Regions from separate parts of the Homo sapiens genome. Here all the other regions are linked to region 3. The links are chromatin contacts, found by Hi-C or POLR2A ChIA-PET in ENCODE. All regions are on one chromosome and are shown on one strand. The core of a region is the stretch at or near the end of the contact, and the rest is flanking DNA. Distances in the headings are between cores, read along the strand shown. Region 1 holds the start of AGGF1 (angiogenic factor with G-patch and FHA domains 1). Region 2 holds the start of HEXB (hexosaminidase subunit beta). Region 3 holds the start of POC5 (POC5 centriolar protein). Region 4 holds the start of WDR41 (WD repeat domain 41).

Evidence for each region. Hi-C counts contacts between places; a loop is a spot of excess contacts on that map. ChIA-PET counts read pairs that join two places held with the same protein, here RNA polymerase II (POLR2A). Pooled maps may share reads with other maps.
Region 1: a loop to region 3 is called in a map of CD8-positive, alpha-beta T cell, with 5 times the contacts of the local background. The contact joins the promoter of AGGF1 here to the promoter of POC5 in region 3. A Hi-C loop is called at or near these places in 3 of 168 maps with a recorded cell type or tissue (CD8-positive, alpha-beta T cell and naive thymus-derived CD4-positive, alpha-beta T cell) and 14 of 50 pooled maps. POLR2A ChIA-PET finds 5 or more read pairs at or near these places in 1 of 52 experiments (activated T-cell).
Region 2: a map of B cell shows a loop between it and region 3 (18-fold over the local background). The contact joins the promoter of HEXB here to the promoter of POC5 in region 3. A Hi-C loop is called at or near these places in 2 of 168 maps with a recorded cell type or tissue (B cell and heart right ventricle), 1 of 37 single-sample maps with no recorded cell type and 11 of 50 pooled maps.
Region 4: a loop to region 3 is called in a map of psoas muscle, with 14 times the contacts of the local background. The contact joins the promoter of WDR41 here to the promoter of POC5 in region 3. A Hi-C loop is called at or near these places in 3 of 168 maps with a recorded cell type or tissue (CD4-positive, alpha-beta T cell, naive thymus-derived CD4-positive, alpha-beta T cell and psoas muscle) and 12 of 50 pooled maps.

The regions. Positions count from the first base shown.
Region 1 is chr5:77,029,106-77,031,925 of GRCh38, forward strand. AGGF1 (angiogenic factor with G-patch and FHA domains 1) reads left to right here and starts at 1,299. Exons shown (of 14, transcript NM_018046.5): 1 at 1,299-1,871. The coding sequence starts at 1,662. RefSeq lists enhancers at 957-1,536, 1,176-1,525, 1,537-2,116.
Region 2 is chr5:74,683,855-74,686,554 of GRCh38, forward strand. HEXB (hexosaminidase subunit beta) reads left to right here and starts at 1,379. Exons shown (of 14, transcript NM_000521.4): 1 at 1,379-1,705. The coding sequence starts at 1,407. RefSeq lists a silencer at 1,067-1,406 and enhancers at 1,091-1,591, 2,097-2,146, 2,207-2,256, 2,267-2,356.
Region 3 is chr5:75,716,187-75,718,886 of GRCh38, forward strand. It overlaps POC5 (POC5 centriolar protein), which reads right to left and starts at 1,251. Exons shown (of 12, transcript NM_001099271.2): 1 at 1,120-1,251. It overlaps LOC441087 (a long non-coding RNA gene), which reads left to right and starts at 1,246. Exons shown (of 3, transcript NR_149046.1): 1 at 1,246-1,398. RefSeq lists an enhancer at 647-956.
Region 4 is chr5:77,491,020-77,493,719 of GRCh38, forward strand. It overlaps WDR41 (WD repeat domain 41), which reads right to left and starts at 1,297. Exons shown (of 13, transcript NM_018268.4): 1 at 1,151-1,297. The coding sequence starts at 1,201. RefSeq lists an enhancer at 759-1,682 and silencers at 803-1,022, 1,463-1,602.

The DNA of each region.
Region 1 (2,820 bases), core at 49-2,548, 1.3 Mb after region 3:
GGGTCTAAACTCAGGAACCAGAAGAATGACTAAATGAGAAATAAAAGTAAAATTCTGAGCCCCTGAACTGACTGAATAGACCCATTGTTCACTACATAGAAAGCCAGTCATTGAGACAAGGAGTATTGCCAGGGAAGAAGGTTCTATTTGGGTGCTGCAGCCAAGGAGAATAGGAAATCAGTCTCAAATCCATCTCCTCAACCAACTAAAATTAGAGGTTTATATGGCAAGGGAGAAATGTGACTACATGTGAGAAAACAGGAATTAGTGAGCGGTAAGGATGAGGACTTGTTCAACAGGCAGCAGGTGGCTGGTTAGGCAATCATGATGGGTGAGGGGTATGGTGCCTCATTGTCCAGATGCAGTGATCTGGTAAGTTTCAATTCCTTGATACTATCTGGGAGGCCTCATGGTTGGTTTCCCAAGAAAGGAACTCAGATAAGAAAGATGTAACTTTCTGAAGTTTTAAGACTGGGAGGGTAAATTTCCAGGTTTATTCAAAAGAAACCATAAACATCAGTTCTATAGGACAGTTGGGCTGATTTCACACCAACCAGCATTCCTTCCTGATAAGAGACCACCAACCACAGAGAAGTTCTGGCCAATCTACCAGGGACTCACAGCGAGGGTTTTCATGTCCTCTGCTTTGCCATTTGACATCAGAGGGCTGAAAACTTCACACTGGGATCATGCTAACACCACCATTTTTTGAATATGGGTCCCATAGAGAGGCAGGAAGCTTAATTGTGCATGTGCATATTTCTCCTTTCATAAATATTCATGAATCCTCCTACAGCTCATTGAATATATTTGGCCACCCTGCTCAGCATAAATTTCTGTTCCCTTTGTCCTTCCTTCCAAGTGTCTGTTCTCAGCTTCTGACCAGAGGCTATGCTTCCAAGCCTGTCAGAAAGGCCACCCTGCAGGCTGTAACCCTTCATGAGAAATAAAGCCCTTTTCTAAATTTATTAACCTCCTCATTCTTCAGTTGACATAAGTAGAGCATCATAGTCCCCACAAATCATTTCTGGGATACTCTGTTCTTATTTGTAAAACAAGGAGATAGGAAATGCATGCTATACTAAAAGTTTGTTCAAAGAACATCCGCACGTGCAAATGTCTGAGACCAGAGGCTGCAAGCCTCCCTGTCGCTCTTAGGGCTTCGGTAGCCACATTGCCACAGCTCTCCACGCCCTCAGGTAACGCCCCTCCGCAGGCCGAGACGTCGGCACGTACACTGTCAGGTCTTCCCGCTTTCCGTCGCTTCCTGTTCCGTCTTGGTCCCGCCTGCCGCTGGCGCCGTTGTTTCCGGCTCAACTGGGGAGCTGCTGGAGCTCTTCTGGCCTCTGGTTTTCCGACTGCTTATCCGACGCTCCTCCCTCTGTCTCTGTAGCTGGAGAAGGTAGTTTCCAGGAAAGTTTTCCGGTTTGCAGGCCGCGCACATCGGGCAGGGGCCATCCTCGGTCCCCTTGCTCGTTGCTCGCAGCCCCGTTCGGCTACAAGTGAGTTTCAGGGCGTCATGGCCAGGGGCCACCGCGGCCAGCCGGGTGTGAGGCTGCCTTTCGCTGCCCGCGCGCTCCAGTGGTCTCTGGGTCCGCCGGCGTCCGTTTCGGCCTGAACGCAGCCCCTCCGCGGCGACGAGCAGTCTCGCGCCGGAGCTCATGGCCTCGGAGGCGCCGTCCCCGCCGCGGTCGCCGCCGCCGCCCACCTCCCCCGAGCCTGAGCTGGCCCAGCTAAGGCGGAAGGTGGAGAAGTTGGAACGTGAACTGCGGAGCTGCAAGCGGCAGGTGCGGGAGATCGAGAAGCTGCTGCATCACACAGAACGGCTGTACCAGAACGCAGAAAGCAACAACCAGGAGCTCCGCACGCAGGTGCGCGGTCCTCCTCAGCCCCGCGCCCCATCCAGCCCAGGCGAGGCCTTCGAAGCCCGTGATAGCCTCGGAAGGGGTCCCTGGCAGGGGCTCAGAACTACTGTAGAGTACTTAAAGTAAATAAGTAGAAGCTCAGCGCAGTTACAATTCCAAGTACCTTAGGAGCAAACCTGAGTTCAGGTTACTTGATTTAAATCAATGTCTCGCGGCTGGCGTGAATTGAACTTAAGTACTGTGGCTACATTGTCTTCATTCTCACTTGACCTAACATCCCATTGGCAGTAGGCGCATTTACTGTAGATCACATTTGAGTTTATTAAAATGCTGGACTTGAGTCAGAATCCCATCTCTGCTATTCACTGGGTGTGTGAACTTATATACCGAGTCTCAGTTCCCCATTAAATGAGAATGATAGCTCACAGTAGTAAAGGTGAAGTAAAACAAACAATTTTACAAACTTTTGAATGCTATACCTGTTTAAGGTTGCTCTTCTGGGCGTTTATCATCTTCGGCTTTCTTGTGTAAGTAGGGACGATATATAACTGCTTTTGTTGGAGACGTTAAGCAGCTTATTTCGTTTCCAAGATGGTAGGGGCAAATGTTAATACTTAAACTGTCACATTAAAAACAACCTTGGCTGGACGCGGTAGCTCACGCCTGTAATCCCAGCACTTTGGGAGGCCGAGGCGGGCAGATCACCAGGTCAGGAGTTCGAGAGCAGTCTGGCCAGCATGGTGAAATACAAAATTTAGCCGGGCGTCTCTACTAAATACAAAAATTAGCCGGGCGTGGCGGCGGGCACCTGGAATCGCAGCTAGTCGGGAGGCTGAGGCAGGAGAATTGCTTGAACCTAGGTGGTGGAGGTTGCAGTGAGCCGAGATCGTGCCACTGCACTCCAGCCAGGGCGACAGAGTGCAACTCTGTCTCAAAATAAAAACCAAAAAACCAA
Region 2 (2,700 bases), core at 129-2,628, 1.0 Mb before region 3:
TTGTTGCCCAGGCTGGAGTGCAGAGGTGTGATCTCAGCTCACTAAAACTTCCACCTTCCGGTTTCAAGCGATTCTCCTGCCTCAGGCTCCTGAGTAGCTGGGATTACAGGCGCCCGCCACCACGCCCAACTAATTTTTGTATTTTTAATAGAGACGGGGTTTCACTTTGGTGGCCAGGCTGGTCTCGAACTCCTGAACTTGTGATCCGCCCTCCTTCGCCTTCCAAAGTGCTGGGATTTCAGGCGTGAGCCGCCGCACCTGGCCTAATCATTACATTTCTTTGAAGTCTTTCCTTAAAGCTCTTCCACCCTCATTTTCAGAATACTTATATAGCAGATCTGTGGTTTTGGTCTGCCTAGCGTTTTCTCCTTCTGGTAAGAGAACACCTCTTCTCCCTTTGGCATCTCCAGTCCGTGTTCGTCATGTGACTTCACTGGCTCTTCCTTAGGGATGGGTTATGAAATCAAACTTGTCAGTTGGGATCCTTTATATCGGGACCCACACAGATGAGCCAAGATGTTCTCTCTCAGGATTCCTTGGGCATGCTCTGCCCCAGGGAGTTCTGATAGGAAGGCTTTATTGACCACAGCTGAAGTGCTGTTACAGAAAAGCCTAGACTTAGGAGCAAATAAACTCAGCTCTCATCTCGGTTATCTGGTGGTTGGGCTGAGAGGAGAAAGGTGCTCCTCAAGCTTGGCTTCTCCAGCTTCACCGAAGCCAGGGATCCACAGGAGAGCGCCCGTGTTGACAGCGTGAGCGGCGACCCGGTGTCGGCCTGGCGTCCCGAGCCTGTGCACTGGGCCGTTTTCTTTTTCTTTTCTTTTTTTTTTTTTTTTTTTTTGAGACGGAGTCTTGCTCTGTTACCCAGGCTGGAGTGCAGTGGTGCGATCTCGGCTCACTGCAACCTCCGCCTCCCGGGTTCAAGAGATTCTCCTGCCTCAGCCTCCCGAGTAGCTGGGACTACAGGCACCCGCCATCATGCTCGGCTAATTTTTGTATTTTTGTAGAGTCGGGGTTTCACCAATTTGGCCAGGCTGGTCTTGAACTCCTGACCTCAGGTGATCCGCCCGCCTCGGCCTCCCAAAGTGCTGGGGCTACAGGCGTGAGCCACCACGTACGGCCAGCACCGGGCATTTTTCTTACTTTAGCCATCCCGTGTTTGAGGTTGCTGTCTGGGCTCTGCTCCTACCCGAGGGCACCCCTGGAGGAAATTCTCGAGGTGACCTGGACAGGGCGGGCTGGGCGAGGACGCTCCCGGGGCCTGGAGGCGGAGTCGGGGGCGGGCGCGCGCAGTCATCTGACTCGGTGACTCACCCGCGGCCGCGCTTCCTCTGATCCGGGCCGGGCGGGAAGTCGGGTCCCGAGGCTCCGGCTCGGCAGACCGGGCGGAAAGCAGCCGAGCGGCCATGGAGCTGTGCGGGCTGGGGCTGCCCCGGCCGCCCATGCTGCTGGCGCTGCTGTTGGCGACACTGCTGGCGGCGATGTTGGCGCTGCTGACTCAGGTGGCGCTGGTGGTGCAGGTGGCGGAGGCGGCTCGGGCCCCGAGCGTCTCGGCCAAGCCGGGGCCGGCGCTGTGGCCCCTGCCGCTCTTGGTGAAGATGACCCCGAACCTGCTGCATCTCGCCCCGGAGAACTTCTACATCAGCCACAGCCCCAATTCCACGGCGGGCCCCTCCTGCACCCTGCTGGAGGAAGCGTTTCGACGGTGAGCGCTCCCGGCCCGGCCGGGAGTTGTCCTGGGGGAGGGGAGAGGCGGACCACCCCGGAGCGCTGTGCAGACCCTCACCACCCCACTGCGCAGACGAGAAACCGCCTGGGAGCTGGCAGGCGATCTGCCCAGCGCCACATGGACTGAACCCACGCTCTTGCCCCCACCCTCCTACTGCTTCTTAAGGGACACCTTGGGTGCTCAGGAACCCTGGTTTGAGAGCCGGATAGTAAGTGGAAGAGGGAGTTTGCTCTGAGGCCTTGTTGGGCAAATGGCATGGACGGAGGGGACACCGGAGCTGGGGAGGAAAGTGACAGCTCCTTATTTGAAGGACGTGCAAAGGGATAAGTTACCCGAAGGGCTTAGACAAGCTCTCTTGAGGGACCAGGAATCCCCCAAAGCTGACTGTCATTTATAGGCCAGTTTCGCCCCCTCACCTCTCCTCACATCTCCTGGTAACAGCTCAAATGGCAGAAGTCCTCAGTTTCGAGCACTGCCTAAAACTGCCCTCTCTCCTAAAATCTCTTCCATATAAAATGTGACATGTTTGCATCTGACTACGTTTCTGCGGTCAGTGGTTAGGCAGTATCCAACTTTGTTTCTCAACACCGATCATGTTGCCTGCTCTCCCTGCTTCCTCTTTTACAGACCCCTAGATAGCGCCTCTGTCTCTCTCACCCTTTGGCTGCAGACAGGGTGAGTTTTGTCATGGGAGTCAGCCAATCACACCATAGACAAGGCAGGTTCCCCTGGGGAGATGTTTGAAGACGCCACACACTGTCCCCTCAGTGTGAGACCTGTGTAGGTGGGACTGTCCTGAAGGCGTATCGTGCCCTGCAGAATTGTAATTTGGTGCTAACTGTACTGCCTCCTGGCATTCCCCAAGCCTGTCGCTGTACCCAGTGGATACTATAGAGCTTAAGTGTGCTTGCAGGACCCTGAACAGGTGGGGAGGGAATGTCAAACTAACTGAATAATGTGTTCTGACCCCA
Region 3 (2,700 bases), core at 1-2,500:
TACACATGTTAAGTAAACTAAATCTCAGCATGACTGTCTTTAGTTAAGCCAATTAGGGAGGATAAAATAAGTGCATGTATCTGCAGCAAGGAATGGCTGCTTCACTGACTTCAAATCTACCACTGTGATAACTTGGTCCATTTATATTTTTATTCACTTCTTCCTTCAGGATTTGAGACCAGGCAGGTAACAGGGGTGGGGGGGGGGGGGTGCTGATTATTTAAAAATGAGCTAGTAAGTATGGTCAGATCTCAAAAATTGTTTCTTAATATGGACACACTGCAGACACAAAAAAACCCACCGCACTCTTGGAAAATATGCTATCTTCCATCTGCCCTGCTTTATGTCAACAAGGTATGAGTTATTTGAAACTCTAGAACAGTAGCATTTTCCTTACTGTTTCTAGGTTCAGAAACAAAGGAGAAAAATGAAAACTGCTTTAATGGGTGGCGGACGCACATTAGTTCACTACATTTTCAGTAGTCTCTAATCCAAGGTATCAGAAAACAAGATCAAAACTTTTGTGTGCTTCTCTGTTGCCAGAAACATAAAATAACATCTTGGTAATTATCTGGCTGACAGCAAAACAGGGGTCTGGGAATTCAAATGGAACCCCCAAGAGGCAAAGGAAGAGCGAATTAACATGCAAACTAGCAGCAGGGTGATGTCGCCTGTGCCTTTCACCAGGCCTAGCTGCACTCAAGGAAAGGGGCGCGCCAGCCCCTCCCCAAAGCAGGGACTAGAAGCAGAGGAGAAAAGCCATTGCAGTAAGCAAAAGGCCATAAGTTTTCTTCCATCACCTTCCGACCCAGCCTGTTTTAAGAAAAATCTTACTTAAGCACAACAGAGCTTTATACATGGTTATTTTTTCTCAACGTTTTAAGTGACCGGAACCTCTGATGACAGTAATCGCTCAGCATCCCTCACTCCTGCTCACTTCCTCTTCCTGCACGCCTCGGAGGGGAAACTTTGGGACCTTCCGGCACAACAGCTGAATCACTCGCGGTCTGGGGAAGAGCCCAGGGGGAGGAAACACGCGCCAAGGAACTTTAAATCTCCCTCCACTACTTTCGCCAGGGATGCAGGGACGCAGGATCTGCCCGGAGCGCTGCTACCCACCGTCGCCGCTCGCGACCAAATCCCGACTCCTCGCTCTGCGCCTCTTAGCCGCGTCGCAGCTGCAGTGTCAGCAAGTGCAGCCTCAGCAAGCACAACCGCTACCTAGACGGCAACCTGACAGTTTCAAACTGCAGGGAGGAATTAAGGACCGCCCTGGGCATTGGTCCTTTGTTTCAGCAATCTGCCGTTTGATTGGTCCGAGAGCTGGGGGCGGGGATTTGGGCCGCTGCCGGGAGAAGCCGGAATTACTTTGGAGAGCCCCGCCCCCTGGCTCCGCAGGTTGGTAGGGGGCGGGGTCCTAGGGAGCCCCACCCAGCGCCCGTGGGGATTAAATATTGCGCGTGCTCAGTTCTGTTCAGCGGCTGCAGGCTGCTAAGCGGCTCCGGGAGCTGATTTGGATAGAGGCTGTTGAGCAGGGCTGAAGTTGGCTAATGCCGTGTGCTGTTGGCTTTCAACAATTCCGGTAACCTAGATATGAGTCCTAATGCTTTCGTCTGCATAAGAACAATCCGAAATTCTGGGCCAGGTGTGGTGGTTCATGCCAGTAATCCCGGCACTTTGGGAGGCCGAAGTGGGAGGATCGCTTGAGCCCGGGAGTTCGAGACTAGTCTGGGGAACATAGGGAGACCCTTTCTCTATAAAAAATTAAAAACAAAAAAAAAATCTGCATCATCCACAGATCCCCTGCAACAGAATCACTTGGAGGTGCTTTTTTTTTTTTTGAGATGGAGTCTTGCTCTGCCGTCCAGGCTGGTGTGCAGTGGCACTATCTCGGCTCACTGCAACCTCCGCCTCCCAGGTTCAAGGGATTCTCCTGCCTCAGCCTCCCGAGTAGCTGGGATTACAGACGACCGCCACCACGCCTGGCTAATTTTTGTATTTTTAGTAGAGATGGAGTTTCACCATGTTGGCCAGGCTGGTCTCGAACTCCTGACCTCAGGTGTTCCGCCCACCTCGGCCTCCCAAAGTGCTGGGATTACAGGCGTGAGCCACCACGCCCGGCCGAAGGTGTTGATTCCTTCGGTCATGGACACCGTCAGGAAATCTGAATTTTTAACACACACTGCCAGTGATTCTGATGCAGGAGTCTGCAGACCACCCTTTGAGAAATTGCTAGTCTAGGCTGGGCGCGTTGGCTCACGCCTGTAATCCCAACACTTTGGGAGGACGAGGCAGGCGGATCACCTGCGGTCAGGAGTTCGAGACCAGGCTGGCCAACATGGTGAAACCCCATCTCTACTAAAAATACAAAAATTAGCCGGGTGTGGTGGCTTACGCCTGTAGTCCCAGCTACTCCGAAGGCTGAGGCAGGAGAATCCCTTAAACCCAGGAGGCAGAGGTTGCAGTGAGCCAAGATATCGCCACTGCACTCCTGCCTGGGTGATAGTGAGACTCTGTCTCAAAAAACAAAGAAAAAACCAAAATTGGTAGTCTAGTTTTAACTAATCTCAAACGTGTCAGACTTCAAGATAGAGCCTTCTGGTGAAGTATTGGCCTTAGAATCAGATCATAATTATAATCTAGCTTTACCATCTACTCGCTGTCACCTTGGATAATACTACTCACATACTAAGGTGGTAG
Region 4 (2,700 bases), core at 47-2,546, 1.8 Mb after region 3:
TCTGAGCCCAAGCTAAGCCATCGCATCCCCGGTGACTTGCACATATACGCCCAGATGGCCTGAAATAACTGAAGAATCACAAAAGAAGTGAAAATGCCCTGCCCCGCCTTAACTGATGACATTCCACCACAAAAGTGAAAATGGCCGGTCCTCGCCTTAAGTGATGACATTACCTTGTAAAAGTCCTTTTCCTGGCTCATCCTGGCTCAAAAAGCTCCCCTGAGCACCTTGCCCCACTCCTGCCCGCCAGAGAACAACTCCCCTTTGACTGTAATTTTCCTTTACCTACCCAAATCCTATAAAACGGCCCCACCCCTATCTCCCTTCGCTGACTCTCTTTTCGGACTCAGCCCGCCTGCACCCAGGTGATTAAAAGCTTTTATTGCTCACACAAAGCCTGTTTGGTGGTCTCTTCACACGGACGCGCATGAAAGTTCTTGTGTGGCATACGAAATAAATTTGGGACCTCAAAATTTCCAAGACTGCAAAAATTATTTTATTCACATTTCAAATGTAAATTTCATTACACACGGTCTATTCAATTATTCGGGCCCATGAAGAAAGTGTGACTATGAAACCAAAAACAGCAGTTAATTAGAAAATCATGTTCTTGACCTTGAAGCAGATTACTTTTTAAAAATAATTATATCCTTTTTCGGTTGTTGGATAAGTAAATTAATTTTATATTCCCTGACCAAGTATCAGTAGACGCCAGGAAGAGACACCAATTCAAATAAACCAAAAGTGGAAAGCTGCGGTCACAACTCGTTCGTTTCTAGCTAAATCGTATACTTTTTAAGTGGAAATGAAGATAGTTTCGGTAGCCAGAAGCCCTAAGTTGTCACAGGTCCCAATAGGACTGCTGACCAGCTGAGCGTCCCTGAGCCAGGATCTCACGATTCAGCTAGCCGTGGGACGGGGCCGGGGGTCTGCAGCTCCAGGGTGCGCCTGGGGTCCCGCCGGGTCTGAGGAGCTCCGGCTCCCGCGCCCTCCGCCCCCACCGTCGTGAGAACAGCGCGTGGCACGAGCTCAGCAGCCAGCCCCGCCTCCGCCCGGGTCCCCGCGGTCGGAACCCAGGAAGGCCGAACCGGAACGAAGCCGCCCCTCCAGCAAGCTCGACGGACGCAGAGCAGACCCACCCGGGGTTTACCTCGGCCAGTCCCTGCGGTTCTCGGCCTCCCCCGATCAGCCATCGCAACATCCGGGCAGCGGCGGCGTCTTGCCCGGTCCAGCCCCAGTCAGCCCAAACTCCGCCCCAGGCTCGGCCTCCTCCTTCCTCCCCGGCTGCAGCGCAACTGAGACGCTAATACTTCCCGCCCCAGATCAGCCCACGGGCCGAAGGAATGCAGACCACAGTTGAGGGAGAATTTTTGTCCCCAAAGCGCTCCCGTACCCAGCCACGGAGGCTTAGTTTGGGCAGTCGCTTGGGGTGCGGCGGCCGACGGCGGGGGCGGCTGCGGCGATTGCGGGGCGCGCGCTGCTCCGAGTGAGCACGCGCGGGAGCGCCGCCGGGTAGCGCACGGAGCTTAGGTAGCTCGAGCGGCCCCTGGTGGACGCGCGCGGAGCAGCAACCCGACCCCGGCGAGCAAGCGCGCACGAAGAATAATGCCCCTCCCTGTGACATGGCTTTAGTATCCTCCACTTCCTAGGGTACCAGGAAATCTCCCCTGCTTTCCCAAGAGCTTGCTGAAGAAGGTGTACCGCAGTAGACTTCTGCATCCAGACAAATCCAGTGGCTCATGTGTACAGCCGAATAAATCCGGCCAACATTTACTGTGTGCTATAGTACAGCTACTGTGCTAAGGCTTTACATAAATCCTCATGGTAAACCTATATCCTCTATTTTACACATCAAGAAACTAAAGCTCTGAATGATTAGGTAATTTGTCTAAAGATAACAGCTAGGAAGTGGCTACATTGGTAGTGTTCTTGACCGTATGCTATATTAACATAGAATCTCCCTAAAGAATAGAAGGCAGTTCATATACCTTTTTTTGACTACTACATTTTCTTAGGTAGTCAAAGGGCTGTGGTTATCTATGCTGACTGCATATCAGAATTACCTGGGTAGCTTTTGAAAATGTAGATTCCTGGCTTCCACCTCAGACTCATTAAAATAATCTTTGTGGTTGGGACGTAGGAATCGGGGTTTTGGGAAGGCTCCTCAGGTGATTCTGATGAGTAGCAAGGTCTGAAAATCACTGGTCTAGGAACTACTTATACATATCATGTTTGCAAAAGTATAAATATATATATTTGCATATGTATTAGGTTCAAATAATCCTCCTAGCAGTAAATTGTTGTAGGGAATCTACAAATGTCCCAACTAATGCATTAATTCAGCAAACATGTATTGGACACAGATGCACTAGAGAAGCAGAAAGGAATCACATAAAATGCTGCTCTGGAGGGACAAGGCATAATGTCCCAGTCACCAATAAGAGAGAGCCATACATCCCACTTTAAGCTAAGTTGGTTGTGAGCAGCTACACAAACTTACAGTCCCTCTGGAACTCGGATCTCCTATAATTCATCTTTGTATTCCTTTTGAGTGCACTCGGCAAGAACACACTCCCAAGGATCAGGAGCATGTTGCCTTCTGTGTGCTAGCCCCAAATTGCAGTCTGCATACAGTTGAAGACAGACCAAAACAGAGACTATCCCCTGGGAAAGAGGGACTTATCTTTAAGTAAAACAAAA